Linked DNA regions of Homo sapiens: region 1 is linked to region 2. The links are chromatin contacts, found by Hi-C or POLR2A ChIA-PET in ENCODE. All regions are on one chromosome and are shown on one strand. Each heading gives the region's core, a stretch centred on a gene start or an enhancer-like site at or near the end of the contact. The rest is flanking DNA. Distances are from core to core; before and after follow the strand shown. Region 1 overlaps SLC1A4 (solute carrier family 1 member 4). Region 2 overlaps LINC02245 (long intergenic non-protein coding RNA 2245).

Evidence for each region. A loop is a pair of places that touch in the nucleus more often than their neighbours do. ChIA-PET counts read pairs that join two places held with the same protein, here RNA polymerase II (POLR2A). Pooled maps may share reads with other maps.
Region 1: a loop to region 2 is called in a map of B cell, with 8 times the contacts of the local background. The contact joins two enhancer-like sites. A Hi-C loop is called at or near these places in 2 of 168 maps with a recorded cell type or tissue (B cell and body of pancreas), 7 of 37 single-sample maps with no recorded cell type and 9 of 50 pooled maps. POLR2A ChIA-PET finds 5 or more read pairs at or near these places in 8 of 52 experiments (AG04449, B cell, GM10248 and 5 more).

What each region holds. Positions count from the first base shown.
Region 1 is chr2:65,016,406-65,022,979 of GRCh38, forward strand. SLC1A4 (solute carrier family 1 member 4) reads left to right here. Exons shown (of 8, transcript NM_003038.5): 5 at 35-268; 6 at 1,666-1,860; 7 at 2,140-2,274; 8 at 4,507-6,574. The coding sequence ends at 4,741. Among named protein-coding and RNA genes, the nearest start is that of LINC02576, 11 kb to the right of the region's middle. RefSeq lists an enhancer at 621-700. Within about 2 kb of position 1,803, at least 8 of the 41 ENCODE cell types and tissues checked have a DNase peak (open chromatin) inside an H3K27ac peak, as active enhancers do.
Region 2 is chr2:64,914,021-64,920,751 of GRCh38, forward strand. The region is part of intron 1 of LINC02245 (long intergenic non-protein coding RNA 2245); the gene reads right to left. Among named protein-coding and RNA genes, the nearest start is that of LINC02245, 15 kb to the right of the region's middle. RefSeq lists enhancers at 1,472-1,551, 2,465-2,654, 3,025-3,074, 4,085-4,164. Within about 2 kb of position 3,038, at least 25 of the 41 ENCODE cell types and tissues checked have a DNase peak (open chromatin) inside an H3K27ac peak, as active enhancers do.

The DNA.
Region 1 (6,574 bases), core at 553-3,052, 100 kb after region 2:
CCCCACTGATGAGTACCCTGTGCTTGTGCCCTAGGTACGTACCTGTGGGCATCATGTTCCTTGTTGGAAGCAAGATCGTGGAAATGAAAGACATCATCGTGCTGGTGACCAGCCTGGGGAAATACATCTTCGCATCTATATTGGGCCATGTTATTCATGGAGGAATTGTTCTGCCACTTATTTATTTTGTTTTCACACGAAAAAACCCATTCAGATTCCTCCTGGGCCTCCTCGCCCCATTTGCGACAGCATTTGCTACCTGCTCCAGGTGAGTGGGTTTTGGGTCTCTTCACTGCTCTGAGCCATGTTAACATGGAACCAGGTGAGCCCAGTGGTAGATGCACAACCAGTGTCTTGACATACTTTAATTCCTGGAAAACTCTAAATCGGTCTTCTGTTATTTTTTTGTTTTTTCTTCTTTAAGAGACAGGATCTTCCCGTGATTGCCCAGGCTGGTCTCGAACTCCTGGGCTCAAGTGATCCTCCCACCTCGGCCTTCCGAATAGCTGTGATTACAGGCATGCACAGCCACACCAAGCCTCACATGATTTCTTAAAATGACCAGCCCCAAAGCTTTTCTGTATTCCCCTGGGGTGGGTTTCTGTTTCATTTACTATTCTACTGAAGTTACCTCATTCTCTTCTCCCTCTTGCTCCTTAGAGGTCAGCAGATCATTAGTTAGCCCAGCTGCGGGTCCCTCACCCTAATTAGGAAGACCTTTCCCTGAGTAAAAGAAGGCAGCCCACCTAACTCAAAAATGCATTGCAGGGAAGTTTCTAGAATGGTTCCTGCCCAATTCTCCCTTTCTGGATATGTGAATTAGAAAACGAGTCTGAGGCACCGTGGTGAGGGATGGATGCTTAGCCCTCTAGGAGTCCACAATAGTGTGGGATTGTCTCATTTGGCACAAGAGATGCATCCTGTCATTCACTGGAAAACCTTAAAAAAAAAAAAAAACACTGGGTTTTCCAAATATGTTAAAACTTTCAAAGGACGGCAGCACGTCGTTTCATTCACACATTTAGTTTTGCCTCTACTGCTCACTTCCTCCCAATCTGGATGGCTATTTATATAACACAGAGGTGGGAGTAAAAAAAAAAAAAAAATTAGGGAAGGAAGTTCCTCTGGCCTAGACAAAAACCTGTTTCTCAGCTGCACCAACTAACCTCTGCAGAGCCCGCAGAGCCAGCTAGAGGGAGCAGGTACTGTTCTTATGGTTATCTACTTAGTTATTCTTCCAAGCTCACAGAGCCATTTCTGGGTTTTGGCCTAAAAGAAAAAAAAATCATAGTTTACCATTTACTTTTGGGAGGGGAACACTCAAGAGAGGAGATGCACATGTAGAGAAACTAGTTGTTTGTTCTCTCGGGAACGTTTTGCACCGGGAGGCAATGTGCAGTTCTTAAGAAACTTGGAACACGTGAATCCAAGTAAATGACAGAATAGGTAAATGAAGGCAGTCATATTTTAAGTATCTTGGGAGTTGCCAAAGCCTCATGTTGTGACAGAAGTTTTAAAGTGATTCTGTTTTTTCCCTTATTTCAAGAGAAGAAAGCCAGAAACGAAGATGGTGCTAATTGCTCTGTTCTGGGGTCTGAGACAAGACACATGTTAGCCTGCCTCGGACTGTTGTCATGTCTGGCGGTTTGTTTTTCCCATTTCTAGCTCAGCGACCCTTCCCTCTATGATGAAGTGCATTGAAGAGAACAATGGTGTGGACAAGAGGATCAGCAGGTTTATTCTCCCCATCGGGGCCACCGTGAACATGGACGGAGCAGCCATCTTCCAGTGTGTGGCCGCGGTGTTCATTGCGCAACTCAACAACGTAGAGCTCAACGCAGGACAGATTTTCACCATTCTGTAAGTTCCTCATTCTTTCCCTGGCTCAAAACTGAAGGCTTTTCTTGTGATTTCCTTTGAAAAACCAATCTCACCACAACTTGGTGTCTCGCTCATAAAATGAGGACAGTGGGGATTCATTACTTGAAGAGCGTGTGTTGACTCTCAAGGGCGTAGCCAGCAGAGCCTATGGTGGGGCGGTTTTTAGTTTCCAGCCACATTGCAGCTGCATGGTCTGCATTTCTCTGTGTCCACTCCACGCTCTATGTTAATGGCTGGCCCTGCTCTGCCATCCCTTAGAGTGACTGCCACAGCGTCCAGTGTTGGAGCAGCAGGCGTGCCAGCTGGAGGGGTCCTCACCATTGCCATTATCCTGGAGGCCATTGGGCTGCCTACTCATGACCTGCCTCTGATCCTGGCTGTGGACTGGATTGTGTAAGTAACAAGTCCTGAGAACACCAAAAAGAGTCTGCACTGAGTTCCCTAGGAGCTTAGCACTGCTGGGCCTGGGCCATGCAGAGAAACTTCAGACACACTCCAGCCTTGTGAAGGAGGCTACAGTGGAGCTAAAAGGGCAAGATTTAGAGCTAGGAAAAATTAAACAATATGAGAGTCACATGCCCCCAAACATCCAGGAATGACCATGAGATGTCATTACCAAGAACTTGCTTATAGCATCCAGTAAAGCAGGGGTCCACAGCTGAGGCCCTCAGCGCAGGCCCAAGGGACACGAGGGTCTATGGAGTTGCTGACTGCATAGGAGTAATAAGTCGATGGAGCAGTGATCCTTTGGGAATGATTGTCCCTGGCCTGGAAGATTCTAAGGAGTGATTTCTGTGAGGGGAGGGAGGATGAACCATGCTGATGTGAGTGACTTGGGCTTGGGCTCAGCAGAGGAGGAGGTAGGGAAGAAGGTGTGATCCAGACCACATCTCTGGGGCTGCTGTGAAGACACAAAACAGTTTCTGTGCATGGATTCCTTGAGTCACATGATACCTTTTGCAGGCATGAATAATATCTATTTTATAGGGAAGGCTGCCTGAGGTACTAAAGTTGAGACAGTAGAGCCTGTGGGTAAGAAAATGAGCCCTGGAGCCCAGGTGCCTGGATTGAAATCCCAGATTTGCCATCTAGTAGTTGTGTAATGTGCACTGTGTGTGCTTTGGTCTGCTCATCTGTAAAATGGGAATGATCATAGCACCCACACCAGGGTTGTGGGGAAGATTGAGCGAGTTAGCACGGGAACAGCACACAGAATAATGAGCACGTGGTAAAACATTCAATTCATGTCAGCAAAGAAAGACACTCCAGACCAGGTTCGTCACAGGCAGGGCCTGGCACTGGGCTCACGGACTGGCCTGCTGCAGGTGGGAATGGTGGTTTTTCCAACTTGAAGGGGCTTCTCAGAGCAATGAGGGTAAAATCTGCAAAAGAGACCTGCATTGCGCAGACACCTCATCAGAGGGAACTCCGTCCCTGAGCTGGCCAGCTGGACAGGACCAGAGCTGACAGAGGCCCCCTCTCCTTCCTCACCCAGCCACCTCCTGTGCGTGGAGAAGAGGCATCAAAGAGGTGCTTGGCCAGGAACAGGGAAACAGGGCACCAAGCCGGCTGCCCAGTGGAGACCTGAAGTCACACAGGCCTGCCAGCCACCCCATCCCCTCTGATTCTGCAGACAGCAGGACGGCACTCTGCAGGGAGTCAGCTCCCCAGTGCCCTCAGGGAAGATCACATTTTTCCCTCTCTTCAAAATGTGCACAATACTTCCTCTGAGCTCCAGGGACAGGGGAATGGTATTGGCTAATCTATAACACAACAAGCTAGCTTCTGGAAAGGATAGTGATATTTTCTTTGAGATGGTATTTATATTTGCCGATGGCAATGGAACACATATGAAGATTAACATCCGCAGTAAAGTAGCGTTGAAATGAGAAAAAGAAGGGAAACTCCCACAGTGTATTATTCAGTGGAAGAAAAGCTAGACACAAAACCGTATCCACACTATTATCCCAATATGTTTGTTTATTTGTTTACTTATTAGAGTCAGGGTCTTACTCTGTGGTCCAGGCTAGAGTGCAATGGCATCATCATAGCTCACTGAAGCTTTGAACTCCTGGACTCAAGCAATCCCCCCACCTCAGCCTCCTGAGTAGCTAGGATTACAGGCACACTCTACCATGCCCAGCTAATTTGTTTATTTTTTGTAGAGATAGGATCTCACTATGTTGCCCAGGCTGGTCTCAAACTCCTGGCCTTAAACAGTCCTCCCACCTCAGCCTCCCAAATTGCTGGGATTACAGACATGAGCCACTGTGCCTGGCTTATGTGTGATTTTTAATTATGGTGTCTAATACATATAAAATACGTGTATAGAAAGGTGACTGGAAGGAAATAGATTAAAATGGGCATACAGATTCACTCAGTTGGGGACTAGGGGTGAGTGGCTTGTTTGCTTCTTTATGCTCTTTTTTATTCTTTCTATAAAAATAAAAAGTGTTTAAAGAAAATCAATTTAGAATAAGGTAAAGCCAATGCCTTAGAAGCATGCTCTCCAGGAAGCAACAGGGCCCCTCACAATCATGACTTTCCTTCGGCATCCAGGCTGCCTGTGACAGGACCCGATCGCCCAGCAGTAGATATAATAGCTGCCTCTTCTTTTCCCACCAGGGACCGGACCACCACGGTGGTGAATGTGGAAGGGGATGCCCTGGGTGCAGGCATTCTCCACCACCTGAATCAGAAGGCAACAAAGAAAGGCGAGCAGGAACTTGCTGAGGTGAAAGTGGAAGCCATCCCCAACTGCAAGTCTGAGGAGGAGACATCGCCCCTGGTGACACACCAGAACCCCGCTGGCCCCGTGGCCAGTGCCCCAGAACTGGAATCCAAGGAGTCGGTTCTGTGATGGGGCTGGGCTTTGGGCTTGCCTGCCAGCAGTGATGTCCCACCCTGTTCACCCAGCCGCCAGTCATGGACACAGGGCACTGCCCTTGCCAACTTTTACCCTCCCAAGCAATGCTTTGGCCCAGTCGCTGGCCTGAGGCTTACCTCTCGGCACTGGCATTGGGCTCCCCAGCCGGAACTGGTTACCAAGGACAAGGACACTCTGACATTCGGCTTGATCCATGTCCAGGTGCAACTGTGTGTACACCAGGGATCTGTTTGGAAACAACCCCTTGAGCTGCCAGGCTCAAGAAATCATGGACTCACAGGGTCCTGTGTGGTTACATCTTGGAAAAAATGCAGATGTATTTCACTCTCCCCGGTCAGCTCTGCATCAGGTGTTTTCTGAGCAAACCAAGGGGGTTTATAGTCATCTGTCGCATTGCCTCGAGTTGCAGTAATTGAAAAAATGCTCAAATTCTTAGCCATGGCTGGCCTTTGCTGAGCTGGGACTCAGGTGTTTAAAGAGTTTGTGCTATAGCTAGGTGTGGATAGCTTCTGATCCCTGGGTTCTGGGAGACTGCAGGTGCCGCACATTGTCAAGTTAGAAATACTCCAGGTGGGTGTTAGCACTGTGGTGGTCTCTGGTCCACAGCCTTAGGTAAACAACTTAGATTCTGAGGTCAAAGAAAAAAGGAGAGGGAATGCAGCCTTGTGGGGGAGAAGCGGGGCAGAGGGTTCTCTAATCTAATCAGGACAGGACAGGTTTCACATACAATTGTCCCAGTTCGCATCCCAGCCCTGGGGCACTTTTCTGCTTCCTTCCAGAGGCCTGGGCCTCTGATAACACTTTGGCTTTTTCTCCATTCACGCTGATTTGGCAAAAGGCCAGAGATGGGCCTCCTTCCCTGGGGAGGTGTGATGTAGTTATCACATTCAGGACCCTTGTTGATTTATCATCTATTATTTGAATTCAACTGGACACTCTGTAAAATGCTGCACTGCAGCAAAAACAAAACCACCACCACCCCAGAGAAAACCATGTACTAATTGGAGTGGGGTACCCCCATTCACAGGTTCCCAGGTCCCCTGGCTTTGGCTGATTTCAAAATATAGAGCCCTTTCTTGCCAGTACATCCAAGTTTAAAATTATCAGCGAAATGGTCCATGTTTTTCCAATTACCTGCTGACACGGTTCTAAGCTAAGTGAAGGGGAAGATCTGAGAGCGTGCTGTTTGTGGCTGTTGATGCATATTCGTGATGTAACAGGTCCTGGGGCCTCACTTTACCCCATTTGTAAAATGGGGCTAATGTCACCTGCCTCTTACCTACCTCAGAGGGATTTGGTGAAGCAAACTGTTAATCTTCGAAAACGACCATTTCACTTCTTGGATATCAAGTGCTAACCCAGTATGTTCTTCTTTTTTATGTAAGGGACAGCTTTCTCCACAGAGTCCTTTCTGCTGGTGAGGACAGCATTTCTGAGCAGGGCTTTGTTCTCTATGTGCATTAGGACTTTTATCATGCCCTTGTTCTGTGTGTAGTTACTTGACAGCATCAAATGCCGCCTCTTCCTAATGTCCTTCAAGTTTTCATGAACTAGCAACCCCACCTTCCACCATGGTTCTGGGCGCCTGATTTTGCTGTGACTCCCAGACCCAGCCACTGTTTCTGCCACCCTGTAACAGGCCATTAAAGCTCCCCAGTGTTCAGCCTCCTTCACTCCCTTGTTTTCCCTGTTGCTATGTGTCACCTGGGCCCTACAGACAGGGGCACACGCTTATGGATGTGTGTACCATTGAGATGAGAATGGGTAGATGGAACGGAGACCATCAAGCCACACCCCCTTCTTAAA
Region 2 (6,731 bases), core at 1,788-4,287:
TTCCCACTGCCATGGTTGTGCTGGGGTCTCTCGTCCATAGCTGCAAAACACTGGCATTCTCCTGTGATTTTTGAGTCCATGGATACAGCCTTCTTCCACTCCACACAGTCCGTGGAAGCCCCCCATCTGGCTGGGGTACACGAATCAATCTTGGTGGGCCCGGAGACTCGATTCCTCAGAGGCACCCTCTGCAGCGTCACCCCGGAAGTCTTGCCACACCACCCACCCCCCATTCTCACCTCTCCTTTCTGCCTTCTTCCTTCTCTCCCACCTGCCCCTCAGAACACATACTCTTGAATGAGTTTAAGTTTTTCAAGAGGAAGAAGTACATCAGCCTTGCTGAAATAATCGAATAAGGGGATACCAGCAACATGGAAACCAGAAACCAGCCTGGACAACCTGGTGAAACCCCGTCTCTACTAAAAAAAAAAAAAAAATTTCAAAAATTAGCCGGGTGTGGTGATGCGTGCTCATAGTCCCAGCTACTCAGGAGGCTGAAGCACGAAAATTGCTTAAACCCGGGAGGCGGAGGTTGCAGTGAGCCGAGATCACACCACTGCACTCCAGCCTGGGCGACAGAGCAAGTCTTTGTCTCAAAGTAATAATAATAATAATAAACATTGAATGTACCTCTTCCTCAGGGAAAGGAGGTTAAATAAAGCTGGATTTCCATCTGAAAAGGGAGATAGAGGGGAAATATGGACAATAACATATGAAGTAAGAGTCAGAAAAAAATCTGTACATGTAAATAGATGTATATGGAATCACCTCATAATGTCACGGTGATTGTTTATGGAGAGTGAGGTTGCAGGTGAGTTTTATTTTCGACCCCACCTCTGGTACTCATGACCTTTGTGTGGCCCTCTCCCACTCTGTAACAGGGCGAGTTTGGGTGACCTATAGAATACAGCAGAAGTGAAGGTTCGTCACTCCCCACTGAGGCTATATAAAGGGCTGTAGTTTCCATCTTGGACACTGTCTCTCTTGCTCTTTCTCTCACATCATTTATTCTTAAGGGAAATTTTGTCCTGAGAAGCACTATAGAGGGGCCCAGCCATGGCCTCCTGCCAACAGCCACATGAGTGAGCTTAGAACCAGACCCTAGCAGGCCACTGATGCAATCCATCTGTAGTCCCAGCTAGTTGGGAGGCTGAGGCTAGAGAATTACTTGAGCCCAGGAGTTCAAGGCAGCAGTGAGCTATGATCACAACGCTGAAAAAGCAGCAGATCCTGCAACCTGCCAAGGCTTCACATGAGAATAGCCCTGACAACATCTGGACTGCAACCTCTTGAGACTCCCTGAGTCAGAACTACCCAGCATATTTCAGACGAGACCATAAAAGAGGAAGAAAAGAACCACCTGGCTGAGCTGCTCTCAGTGATAGTGAGATAACAGATGTTTGATATTTTAAGCTGCTGGGTTTTGGAGATAACCTGTTACACAACAACAAATAACTAACACAGTATTTTCCCCGCAATTTTCAAGTTCTATATAATGTACATATATTGCCTTACAACCAGAAAAAAAATGTTTTCAAAGATCAAGTAAATCCTTCATTCCAGTGTGATACAGAACAACCTGTTCAGTTGTCTGTCTGAGTACCATCACTGCTTTGCACACCTGTACCCACTGAAGTCCATGTGGTAAGACACCAGCTACACACCAGGGAGGCCTGAACAGGGGTTGGTCTTAATTTGGTTTTGCCAGAGAACTTCGTGTTGCAAAACATCCCATAAAAAGGGATGATTCTTTTCGTGTGATGCAGGTCTTGCAAATGTAGCCAAAAATCAGTTAATTCCCTCAGGAAATTGGATAACATTTAAACCTGGTTAACTGCCTCAAACGTTGTATAAAGTAATAAATAGCATTTGACTATTACCAACAGCTACATTTTGTTTATAGAGGATTTTCTTTCTTTTATTTTTTTTTATTATTATTTTTTTTTAGAGACAAGGTCTCCTTCTGTCGCCCAAGCTGGAGTGCAGTGGTGCAATCACGGCTCATTGCAGCCTCAACCTCCCAGGCTCAAATGATCCTCCCAGCTCAGCTTTTTGGGCACCTGGAACTACAGGCACATGTCACCACACCCAGCTTGGATTTCCCAAAATTGGAAATGTACATTTTTCTTTTGAAGGTCAGTGGGCCTAGAACAAAATGTGGCATGGTAGGGAGAATGCTGTCCTTGAACCTGAAGCCTTCCCTCTGCCAGGAACAGCTCTGTGGCTCTGCAACAAGTCACTTTGCCTCTCTGGCCAGTTTCCTTATATGTAAAACAGCAGTGTTGAATATACTATCTCTAATGACTCCAAAAATTTGTTACCCTATATAGTCTTGCTTTAACCTACCATGGTATTTTGGCTCTTGAATGACAAGCCTGAGCCCCCACTCATGATGGATGTTGCACTATCCAGTATGGAGGCCACTATGTGCATGTGGCTAAATTCAAATTAATTTAAATGAACTAAAATTAAAATGTATTTCTCTGTTGCAGTAGCCATGTTTCAGGTGCTCCATAGCACCTGCAGCCAGTGGCGATGTATGACACAGCGCAGAGTTAGAGCACTTCCACCATCACAGAAAGTTCTACTGGACAGCTGCTCTAGGGCCTCACCTCTCCAAGTGTGGTCCACGAACCAGCAGCACCACATTACCTAGGAGCCCTTAGAAATGTAGACTGGGCTCAGACTGGGCACAGTGGCTCACGCCTGTAATCCCAGCACTTTGGGAGGCCAAGGCAGGCTGATCACCTGAGGTCAGGACTTCAAGACCAGCTTGGTCAACATGGTGAAACCCCGTCTTTACTAAAAATACAAAAATTAGCCAGGCGTGGTGGCAGGTGCCTGTAGTCTCAGCTACTCGGAAGGCTGAGGCAAGAGAATCGCTTGAATTCAGGAGGCGGAGGTTGCAGTGAGCTGAGACTGTGCCATTGCACTCCAGCCAGGGCAATAAGAGTGAAACTCCGTCTCAAAAAAAAAAAAGAAAAGAAAGAAAGAAAAGAAAAGAAACGTAGACTCTTGGGCCCTACCCCAGATCAGCCGAATCAGAATCTGGATTTTAACAAGATTCCCCAGTGCCTCCTGCAGGTGTGAGTTTGAGAAGCCCTGCTATAGGGAATGTTCTCTGCTGAGCAGGTGACTGGAAGGACAGAGTGGTGGTTAGATGTGTGTCCTCGGCCGGATGCAGTGGCTCATGCCTGCAATCCCAGCACTTTGGGAGGCCGAGGCTGGAGGATCACTCGAGCCCAGGAGTTAGAGACCAGCCTGGGCAACATAGGGAGACCTTGTCTTTACAAAAACATAAACAAAATTAGCCGGGCATGGTAGTGCATGCCTGTGGTCCCAGCTACTTGGGAGGCTGAGGCAGGAGGATCACTTGAGCCTGGAAGGTCAAGGATGCAGTGAGCCAAGATCGTGCCACTGCACTCCAGCCTGGGCAACAGAGTGAGACCTTGTCTCAAAAAAAAAAAAAAAAAAAAATTGTGGCCTCTGTGACCACACTCAGCGGATGTGTAGCCTGGCTACTTCTTGGCTGTGTGAACTTAGGCAAATTTCTTAACCCTTCTGGGCTCCAGTTTCCTTATTCAGAAAATAGTATCCATCTCATGGGAAACTCTGAGGCCATAACAATATAAGACAATTATCACAGTGCCTCCCTAACACACAGTAAGTGCTCTTTAAATGACAGTTTTGTTATTTTGGGGTTCTGCAAGGTTTCAGGTTTCTGACAACCCCAGGCCTTGAGATCCAATGCAGACAACAGGCCAAGAGCGGCTCTTCTCCTTTCTGCCACAGGGTGGCGCTGTGTCACAACGTCCTTTCCTCTCCCGCAGACTTGGAGCTGGCTCCCCGGCAGGAAACCAGAATTTGAGATTTCCGCTGTCTCTGTTTCCGATTACTAAGCACGACCGGGCAGCCTGGACACCGATCCAAGCATTCATCTGGCAGATAATAGGAAAACAGTCCTCAGCTTTGTATCCAGTTGGAATGCAAAAGTAAGGGTCGAACCAAGAGTTCAATAAGGGCTGTGTGAAAGTGGTCGTGGAAGCCGGAGACTCCTGATGGAGGGCTGGGGGCAGGGAAGTTTCGGATTTTCTGTATCAGCTGTGCAACGACTTGTGTTCCTTGAACCACATGTTCAAACTACAGCCCTTTGCTGGCCAAGTATATGGGTGTGTGTGTGGGCGGGGAGTCGGGGTGGGGAGCCTGTGGGAGGTGTGGGTGTGAGAAGGAGAGACAGAGAGAGGATTTTTAATGTTTTGAAACAGGGTCTTGCTCTGTTCTCAGGCTGGAGTGCAGTGGTGCAATCACAGCTCACTGCAGCCTCGACCTCCCTGGCTCAAGCAATCCTCCCGTCTCAGCCTCCTGAGTAACAGGGGCCACAGGCATGTGCCACCATGCTCGGCTAATTTTTTATTTTTGGTAGAGATGGGAGTCTCCCTATGTTGCCCAGGCTGGTCTCAAACTCCTGGGCTCAAGGGATCCTCCCATGTCAGTCTCCCAAAGTGCTGGGATTACAGGTATGACCCGCCGTTTCTGGCTGGGATTTTTTAAGGAGTCGATTTCTAAAGTTTCTCAAACTTGAGCCTACCTCACAGTCACCTGGGGAGGCTTGATTGCTTGGCCATAGTCTCAGAATTTTCAATTCAGTGGGAGGTCTGGCCTGAATAATTTGCATTCCAAACAAGCTCCCAGGTGATGCTGACGCTTCTGATCCAGGGACCGCCCTTCACTACCCTAAACTGAAAAGCTCACCTGGACCAAATTAGATACTCCTAGTTCAAGAGAAGGACATCACTCCAGAGGAAGTTCCTTTAACACCCCACCCATGGTGACACCCTCAGCACTCTTAGGAACCTCTTAAGTCCCCCTTGGGCCATGTCAGGGGACTTGTCAGCCTGAAACCCCATGTGGACAGGAAAAGTGGCTACAGGGCCAGGAGCTAGGGTTATTCCCAAGTTAAGGTCCCCACTTCCCTCCAGACTCTTAATTCATAACTCTTGCTGTGTCCTGAGAAGGGTGATTAAGACCCTCAAAACCCTGCTTAGTCCCACTTGTGGCACCAAACCTGCGGAGAGCACTCTTTTTGCCTGATGCCACCAGTCCAAAGCAGAGTCACTTCCCCCTAGAAATAGGAAACAGCAGAGGTCTGGATGATTCTGATGGGGGTGTTGGACATTTCAGAGGGAGGGTGGACAACTCAGATGGGACCCCCACTGGTTGATACAGGCTGATTGGAACAGTCATGACCAGAGAGAGTGTCCTAAGAACAAGCCTGTGTCCTCCTCTGAGTTCCTCAGGCACTAGGGCCTCTGCATGTATGGCACTGATCATATACTGCCTGGCCATGAGTCGTGAGCTTTGCTATTCTTTTAAAAAGAGTATGTGGCCCAATCAGGATGTGCCAGGCTCAGCACCAAGCTTGAATGGGAGCCCACATCCTCACAATGGGGAAAACACGCAGATGTCAAAGCACATCTCACATATGTGTAGTGGGCCTATGTATGCAGCTGCCAGGCTCTGAGCCTTCTTTGAGTTCCCCTAAAACCTAGTTTCCCAAGCAGTGCAGTGAGGCCCACTGGTGGGCCATGAGATGAGTAAGGGAGGCCAGAAGCTAATGTTTTAAGTCTAAATAGTTTTAAGGAATAGCTATCTTTATAAGGTTGAGATAAAGATAAAATAAATTTGGTAAAAGTAAGGTGAGTTGATTTAGAGAACAATAATAGGCTATAGGATAAGTGCTTATCTGAAGTTTGGGAAACACTGGCCAACAGAATTCACACATGCAAAAGTGTGGGTGAGTAACGGAGACTTCACTGGAGACTTCATGGTAGCAATTGAGGAGGGGTCTTTATGTAGCACAGCCCACATCCCACACAGCCATAGGACCCCACAGGACTCATTTTCATTCTTCCCAAGTCCATTCATGGCCACACAGTCACGGGATCTTTTTGTGTTTTTGTTTTGAGACAGGTTCTCGCTCTGTCGCCCAGGCTGGAGTGTAGTGATGCTATCTTGGCTCACTGCAACCTCGACCTCCCTGGTCTCGGGTGATCCTCCCACCTCAGCCTCCCAAGTAGCTGAGAACACAGGCATGCACCACCATGCCTGGCTAATTTTTTGTACAAACGGGGTTTTGCCATGTTGCCCAGGCTGGTCTCAAACTCTTGAGCTCAAGCCATCCGCCCCCCCTCAGCCTCCCAAAGTGCTGGGATTACAGATGTGAACCACTGTGCCCAGTCCACTGGGTCTTTCTTTTTTTTTTTTTTTTTTTTTGAGACAGAGTCTTGCTCTGTTGCCCAGGCTGGAGTGCAGTGGCGTGATCTCGGCTCACTGCAACCTCCGCCTCCCGGGTTCAAGCGATTCTCCTGCCTCAGCCTCCCAAGCAGCTGAGACTACAGGCACGTGCCACTACGACCAATAATTTTTTGTATTTTTAGTAGAGACGGGGTTTCACCGTGTTAGCCAGGATGGTCTTGATCTCCAGACCTTCTGATCCGCCTGCCTCGGCCTCCCAAAGTGCTGGGATTACAGGCGTGAGCCACCGCGCCCGGCCTGGGTCTTTTTATTGTCTGTGTTTCTGCCACTTGGGTGCAGATTCCTGGCTCCATACAGGGGCCACACCCTACATCACCACCTTCAGTTCTTTCCCTTTATTATGAAGAAGATTCAGCTGTCTCCCAAATTCCACCCCAAACTCTGAAACTGGGGAAAGTTTATATAGTTTATATTGT